Regions from separate parts of the Homo sapiens genome. Here region 2 is linked to region 1. The links are chromatin contacts, found by Hi-C in ENCODE. All regions are on one chromosome and are shown on one strand. Each heading gives the region's core, a stretch centred on a gene start or an enhancer-like site at or near the end of the contact. The rest is flanking DNA. Distances are from core to core; before and after follow the strand shown. Region 1 has its middle 36 kb from the start of RYBP. Region 2 overlaps LINC00877 (long intergenic non-protein coding RNA 877).

Region 1 (3,812 bases), core at 137-2,636:
AAAATATTCCCAGTTACAGGCTCGGTGAGGTGGCTCGTGCCTGTAATCCCAGCACTTTGGGAGGCTGAGGTGGGTGAATCACTTGAGGTCAGGAGTTCGAGACCAGCCTGGCCAACATGGTGCAACCCCGTTTCTACCAAAAAATACAAAAATTAGCCAGGTGTGATGGTGTGTGCCTGTAGTCCCAGCTACTCAGGAGGCTGAGGCATGAGAATCGCTTGAACTTGGGAAGTGGAGATTACAGTGAGCCGAGATTGTACCGCTGCACTCCAGCCTGGGCGACAGAGTGAGACCCTGTCTCAAAAAAAAAAAAAAAAATTCTTAGTTACATGAGAAGCAGGCCAGTGTTGCCTTCATGGCATTCCCAATTGAAGCACTTATCCCTATGAAGTGACAAACTCTATACATACTATAAAGGTTAATAGCTGGCCAGGTGTGGTGGCTCACACTTGTAGTCTCAGCACTTTCGGAGGCCAAGTTGGGGGGATTGCTTGAGCCCAGGAGTTCGAGACCAGCCTGGGCAACACAGTGAGACCCTGTCTCTATGAAAAGTAAATAAATAAATAAATAAATAAATAAATAAATAAATAAATAAAAAGTTTAAGAGCCCAGCCTGTGGAAGCAAGATGACTTTAATTAAAATTAATCCCAGCTGCTTTATGAACCAGCTGTTCTTGGGACGTCTCAGAGCCTCAGCTTCCTCACCTGTAAAATGGGCATGATAGTAATATCTTTCTCAGGGGCTGTTGTGAGGATTTTGAAAAGCAATGAACATAAATGGCTGACATTCCACCAATACACACTGAGTAAAGTGCCTAGAACATTTTCAGCCCTCAATAAATATAACCTATTAAAACACATGTTCTGCTGAAGCCAGAATCTATGATTCTTCCCTCTCACTCTTAAATAGATTTTTAAAAAAGCATTTGATCTAATTATGTTAAAGATATATATACAAGGGGAAGACAGAAAGAAAACATACTATGATCTTTCCTGTTTGTCTACGTGTGTGATGCTATATATAATTTTTATTTTCTTCTTTCAGGCCTCTTGTGTTCCAGATTCTTTTGCAGTGAGCATATATATTAGTTTTACGACCAGAAGATAAGCCTTGACAAATGCTATCTTTAAAAGAGAAGAAAATATCGAGGCAAACTGCAGCATGATTTTATAGAAACTGAGTGAAAAAAAAAAAATCCCAGCTAGATGGAGAATTAGATGTTTTCTGGTCAAGAGCTTATTGGGAGGGAAATGACATCAATTTGGGTTCGCATCAGCTTGAGTGAAAAATCATAATGCAAAATGAAAGTACACGGGGCGGGTGCGGGGAGGGGCGCTGAACCCACGCTGGGATTTTGCCGTGTGAATCATCAAGCTAGAAATGACCTCAGGAGGGCATGTGGCCCCGCCCCCACCCCTCACCTCGGGAAGGTTGCCCAGCGACTTTTCAGGACAAATGAGCAATGGTCCTATTTATAAGCCCTCTAGGAACTAAATCTACACACATTTCCTTCCTCCTAAGCTTCAGGCAGTCTTGATTTAGCTTTTGCAGGTGCCCTCAACTAGCATTCTCCAACCTACTTCTCCTTCTGCCTGGAAGAGGCCTGGGAGTTGTCCCAGATCTTTCCTACCTACCCCTGAAGGACCCTGGGTCCTTGAGCAAAACCAAATCCCCCGGAAGTCAGTTTTGTCAGCTGTAAAATAGGGATAGGAAGGATTTGAAGAATGCCTAGCTGGGAGTGAAAAGGAGGCCTTCCAGTGCCAGAGGCCGTGTCTTTAACCATGTCTATACCTCCCTGGTGGGAAAAGGCAAGACACAAACAGAGGTAGCTTGTTTACAACAAATTGACAGGAATTTGAAGTTGGGGGTGGCAAGCTTGTTAAGAAGAAGCCAAGGCCACAGAGATGGGAAGCAGGAAGGGATTGAGAGGAGAGGGTCCAGAGAAAAACAGAGGCAGCTCAGGAGAGCAATGATTAGCAAGGACATCTCTAGAGCAAGAGAAGCCCCCGGTGTAGGGACAGTCCAGAAAACTCAAGAACCAGGATGCTATATTGCTTTTTTTATTTTTATTTATTTTTTACTTTTTAAAATATTTTGAGATAGAGCCTCGCTCTGTCACCCTGGCTGGAGTGCAGCAGTGCCATCCTGGCTCACTGCAACCTCCACCTCCCAGGTTCAAGTGATCCTCCTGCCTTAGCCTCCCAAGTGCCTGGGATTATAGGTGTGCACCACCACACCCGGCTAATTTTTTGTATTTTTAGTAGAGACAGGGTTTCACCGTGTTGGCCAGGCTGGTCTCAAACTCCTAACCTAAAGTGATCCACCTGCCTCCCAAAGTGCTGGGATTACAGATGTGAGCCGCTGCACCCAGCCAAGAACCAGGATGCTGTGTTCCTGTAATTGACCAGATATGCAGGACTGCAATACCCCTTCCGTTATCCACAAACACTTTTGGGAACCAGCTTTGTGTTCATGATGCTATGAGGCATGGCAGATGTGAGGTGGTCCAGGGGTAACAGAGATGGGGAGAGAGAATGGCAGCTTCAGGAACAGAGGATGATGGCTAAGGACCAGATGACAGTGGTGACCGAGGGCGTAACCCCCACTGACCAGGAGAAGGTATGTCTTTCTGGAAATCTGTGGAGTTTTTGAAGATGTGTCAGAGTGCTGCAGTGGGGCTGAAACCATTTTCTTTGTTTGTTAAAGAGTGATTACTGAGTTCTGAAGAACCTGGGGCTCTCCAGGAGGGAGGTTTTCTGGGTGACAAGTATTAGCAGTGTAAAATGAGTATTAGTGAAGTGCATTGCTAGCAGCATTTTTTTTTTTTTTAAAGGCAGAATCTTGCTCTATCACCCAGGCTGGAGGGCAGTGGCAGGATCTCGGCTCACTACAACCTCTGCCTCCTGGGTTCAAGCGATTCTTGTGCCTCAGACTCCCAAGATTACTCAGGGTTACAGGCACACACCACCATGCCTGGCTATATTTTCAGTAGAGACAGTGTTTCACCATGTTGGCCAGGCTGGTCTCAAACTCCTGGCCTCAAGAGATCTGCCTGCCTTGACCTCCCAAAGTGCTGGGATTACAGGTGTGAACCCCATGCCCAGCCTGCTAGCAGTTTTGATGTTGGTATTGTATTAGTATTAGTATCTATCTTAGTCTGTTTGTGCTGCTATAACAAAATACCACAAATTGGGTAATTTATCAATTTATTTCTCACAGTTCTGGATTCTGATAAGTCCAACATCAAGGAACTGGCAGGTTTTGTGTCTGGTGAGGGCCCAGTCTCTGCTTCTAAGATGGTGTCTTGAATGCTGTGCCCTCCCACGCAGAAGGCAGAAGGAAAGGCAAAAAAAGAACCAAACTGCCTCCATCAGGCCCTTTTGTGATAGCATTGATCCATTCATGAAGGCAGAGCCCTCCTGATCTAAACACCTCCCCAAAGGTTCCACCTCCCAACACTATTGCATTAAGGATCAAGTTTCCAACACATGAATTTTGGGGGACACATTCAGATCACAGAAATATCCATATTCCTTCCCCTCCCTCAAGTCCTGGATGAGCTCCTACGTGTATTCTCCTAGGGCCAAATCAATGAACCACTGCCCAGACCCTGCCTCCCTGCATGTTGATGAGAGTGGCATGTGGTATTGAATTAAAAGCCCTCCAGAGGCGAGGAGATACACTTATTGCTCCCTTATCCGCATGCCAGGTCACTTCATCATGAGAGGAAATTAAATTGGCTTGGAATGAATTGCTCCTCCCAAAGCCATGCTGGTCCCTAAACCTTCCTAGATGGCTCCAAAGCTGAAGG
Region 2 (4,396 bases), core at 753-3,252, 400 kb after region 1:
CCCAACCTACAGAGAAAAGAGAAGCTAAGTCTATGCAGGGGAGGGAGAAAGGGGGAAAGGAAGGAAGAAGAGATGGGGAGGGAGGAAGGGACAGTGGAAAAGAGGAAGGCAAGGGGAGGGAAAAGAGATCCTTGTCATTCGATTCACTAGCATCCCAAGGCTAATACCACATTCAAATTTTCACTCGCATGAGTCAAAAAAACTTCCCCATTTTACTTAAGCTTTGAGTTGGTTTCTGGCACTTTTAACTGAAAAGGTCTGAATAATAAAGTTCATCAATCCACTTGTAACCTAACTTCTAGAATTCAGGTTGTGCTGGGAAATTGCTAATTCAAAACTCAAGTGCCTACATCAGCGTGGGAAGGAGTCCTTTGGAGCTGTCTGAAATTTCAGGGCATTGTCCCCATTGGAAGCTTTGAACATTACACTTAGAAATGCTAATGAGAAAGAGAGAAAAGAGGGAGAGAGAGAAGGTTTAACCAATTTTCAAAAGCCAAAGTCAGTCTTTTTAGGAGAGAAAGGGGAAGAAAAAGGGATGGAAGACACTGGGAGTGTTTTTAGTGGCTGAGACAATGGAGGGTCTTCCTTACCAGGTAGTGAGGAATTTTTCCTACAAAAAAGACACGAGTGGCTTTTGTATTTGTAGACAGGACTAACCCTCCTGGGGGTGAGCTGATCAAGGTGAAATTATATAACCTATACAGTTAACTAAAGTGAATTCATCTCCATGCCCTCAGCAAGAAGAGTGAAAAAGAGGGCTGACATGGTGTTGGTTCTGCCCATCCTCACCTGCAAGGGGCATGTGAGAGCTGAAGTAATCAGATTTACTTCCTACCTCTCACGGTGCAAGCACCTCACTGTGCTAGTGGGCATTTGAAGGGATTTTCCAAATGCACCTTTAACTGTACACAATTTTCATCTTTGTAGAAATTTAGAACCCGACTCCCTAAATAACATGAGACATCACCATCACAGGCCTCATATTACAAGCCTGTACAGAGGGTGTGTGTGTGTGTATGTGTGTGTATGTGTATGTGTGTGCATATGTGTGTGTCTCAGAATATATCTGATGGTTATTTGAAGCTCAGTATTAATAAGCTATATAATAACTGGGTTCTATAGTATTTGAAATCAAAATCACTTTTAGATTCCTCTAGGCTCTTGTAAATGATAAGTACATCAAAATGCCTTGTGATGGCCTTCTGGGAAAAAATCCTCTCAGCCCAATTTACCAGGCAACTTTTATCCCATTGAATAAACTCGAGGCTCTAAGGCAGTGACTCTGCCATCAACAACATATATGAAAGCCTGCACTTTGTGGTTGGTCTGTTTTGTGTGAGGTGGGCACTTGCTGTTCTACTTGCCCAGTGGCACTTTTTAATTGGAATGATTTTTATTTGGTCTGATTTCCTGAAATAGAATACATCGCCTGCTTTAGAAACCCCAGATAGTCTATCAGCACAGACAGCAAATTGTCCTGGGGTTCTTGGCTTAGCTGTTTGTGGGGAGAAAGACTGCTGGGCAGGGTTTTGGCAGGGGGCAGTTGTAGCATATTCAAATCAGATATTGAAACAGTTTGTGTGTGTTTAGGAAGTAACCACAAATTTGACATGCCACCTCCACCCCAAACCCCAAACTGGTTCCATTCCAACAGGCAGTAGTCTCAAAGACTCTCTTAAATGGTTCATTTCTTCCTATTTACAACTCCCACAGTGAGCTGTTTTTTTAAGGGGAAATCAGTTTCTATGAACATCTAGGGCCCTGAGTGGGTCTTTGCTCTTTATTTGTCCTGCTTTGTTTAAACCAAAGAATACCTCAAGCCAGTAACCAGGCGAGCAGGGGCCTGTGACAGGCATGGTCACCTGAAATCCATTTATGCACAGGGATTGAAGGAGCAATCATATTCTAAATAAGGCTAATGAAGCTTTTTGTGAAAGCGCCAAAACCCACACACAAACGTCACCCTTGGCGTGTTCTCATTTCCACGGAGCAAAAGCAAAGGGGAGAAGGCTTACTGGGAAGCTGCCGCTGGCACATAGAATTAAGCAAAGGCTGTCCCATAGGTGTGCACAGCGGGCTTCTTTTCAGAGGGAGGATGAGGAGGAGGCAATGTGGTTCTTGCATACTAAGGGACTCAGTGTACTGCTCTAGGTGTGATTTTTCTTTTCTGTCACAATTGAGCCCAGTTTGAATTTCTCCCCTTACTTTCTTTTGGTTCACTCTTTTCCTTCATGGTAATCTTGCTGCTTAATGACCCTGGCCCCAGGCTTCCAAGGTAACTTGCCAAGAAGTTCAAGTTTACTTCTGAAGTCCATGGCTCTCACTTCCTCTTCCTTCGTCCCTCACCGCTTCTCACTTTTCTCCTCACACCTCCCGCACAACATCTGAAATATTCACTACCTCCAAGCGGCCCCGCTTTTGCAACCCACCCAAGCCTGTCATTTGTTTAAACGCTACTACTTATTTGGGTTTTGGCTCTGGGCCAGTCATCAGCAAACATTTTCTGAAAAGGGTTAGATAGTAAATAGTCTCAGCTTTTGAGCCACACTGTCTCTGTTGCAACCCTTCACTCTGTTATATCATGTAAATAGCCATCAACAATATGTAAATGAACAGGTAGGTGTGTCTGTGTTGCAATAAAACTTCATTTACAAAAAGAGGCAATAGGTTTGATTTGGCCTGATGGTCAAATGGAGTGAGTCCATGTGACATATGCAGGAAACTCACAAGGCTTTTAAGAATGGTATGTGCCCCAAAACACTGCCAGCTTGACCTGAAAGGGACAGAGAGAACAAAATGAAAGAAGGTTGTCAGATCACCAAAATTCTACAGACAGGAAACAGGTGGGTGAAACTACAGCTGCAAACAAGTATTACCCTTTATGAAGAAGGAAAGATGACTGTGAGAGCAGACCTTATAGGCTCTGAAGGCAGAGCTGAGAGCCATGCCTTGAAACCTAATGGAGTTTTTCTGGTTGGATTTAGAAAACATTTGGGACCAGGGACTCTTTTTTTTCTTTCCTTCTTCTCTCGTTTTGAATGGGAGTGCTGTTACCCTGGTGGAGTGTGTTTCATTTTGTATTTTGGGAGCAGATAATTTCTTTGCTAGCTTCATAGGTCCACAGATAGAGAGAAATTGTGCCACACACTGGACTATACCCAGAGCTTCACCCATGCCTATATTCGATGATTTATGTGATGAGAAATGAAACTTTTGACCTGATAAGACTTAGATGAGATTTTGGATTCAGGTTGATTGCTGTAATGGGTTGGGAGTTTTTAAGAATGGGTCAATGCAGTTGAGATAGACATAAAACTTTGGGAACAGACAGCATATTTTTGCAGGTTGAACAATGGCCTCCAGGCCAGCACGGTGGCTCACACCTGTAATCCCAACACTTTGGTAGGCTGAGGAAAGAGGATCACTCGAGCCCAGGAGTTCAAGACCAGCCTGGGCAATATAGTGAGATACTGTCTCTTTTTAAATTAAATAATAATAATAATAATGGCCCTCCAAAGATGTCCATATCCTAATCCCTGGAACCTGTGAATATATTACTTTCCACTGTAAAAGGAATTCTGCAGATGTGATTATGTTGAGGGTCTTGAGATGGGGAGGTTATCCTGGTGGGCCCAATGTAATCAGAAGAGTCCTTGTGAGAGATCAGCAGAAGCATCAGAATCAGAGAGAGAAGATGTAAGGATGGAAGCTGAGGTCAGAGAAAAGAGAAGATGCCACACTTCTGGCCTTGAAGCTGGAAGAAGGGACCACAAGCCAAGGAATGCCGGCAGTCTCTAGAAGTTGGACAAAGCAAGGAAGCAGATTTTCCCCTAGAGCCTCCAAAAGGAAGATAGGCTGACACCTTGATTTTAGCCCAGTATTTTTATTCCAGAACTATAGGATAATAAATTCACATTGTTTTAAGCCCACTGTGTTTGTCGTCTGCTGTGGGAAGTCAGGGACCCCAAATGGAGGGACCGGCTGAAGCTGTGGCAGAAGAACATAAATTGTGAAGATTTCACAGACATTTATCACTTCCCCAATCAATACTCTTATAATTTCCTATGCCTGTCTTTACTTTAATCTCTTAATCCCATCATCTTCGTAAACTGAAGATATATGTCACCTCAGGACCCTGTGATAATTGCATTAACTGCACAAATTGTTTGTAAAACATGTGTGTTTGAACAATATGAAATCTGGGCATCCTAAAAAAGAACAGGATAACAGTGATTTTCAGGGAACAAGGGAGATAACCATAAGATCTGACTGCCTGTGGGGCCAGGCAGAACAGAGTCATATTTCTCTTCTTGCAGAAGGCGAATAGGAGAAATATCGCGGAATTCTTTTCCCAGCAAGGAATAAACCTGGGAAAGGAATGTATTCCCAGGGGAAG

Evidence for each region. Hi-C counts contacts between places; a loop is a spot of excess contacts on that map. Pooled maps may share reads with other maps.
Region 2: a loop to region 1 is called in a pooled map, with 2.8 times the contacts of the local background. The contact joins two enhancer-like sites. A Hi-C loop is called at or near these places in 2 of 37 single-sample maps with no recorded cell type and 2 of 50 pooled maps.

What each region holds. Positions count from the first base shown.
Region 1 is chr3:72,480,670-72,484,481 of GRCh38, reverse strand. No RefSeq gene overlaps it. Among named protein-coding and RNA genes, the nearest start is that of RYBP, 36 kb to the right of the region's middle. RefSeq lists an enhancer at 1,473-1,973. Within about 2 kb of position 1,386, at least 16 of the 41 ENCODE cell types and tissues checked have a DNase peak (open chromatin) inside an H3K27ac peak, as active enhancers do.
Region 2 is chr3:72,076,102-72,080,497 of GRCh38, reverse strand. The region is part of intron 2 of LINC00877 (long intergenic non-protein coding RNA 877); the gene reads left to right. Among named protein-coding and RNA genes, the nearest start is that of LINC00877, 22 kb to the left of the region's middle. RefSeq lists enhancers at 1,840-1,889, 2,010-2,139, 2,210-2,299. Within about 2 kb of position 2,002, at least 3 of the 41 ENCODE cell types and tissues checked have a DNase peak (open chromatin) inside an H3K27ac peak, as active enhancers do.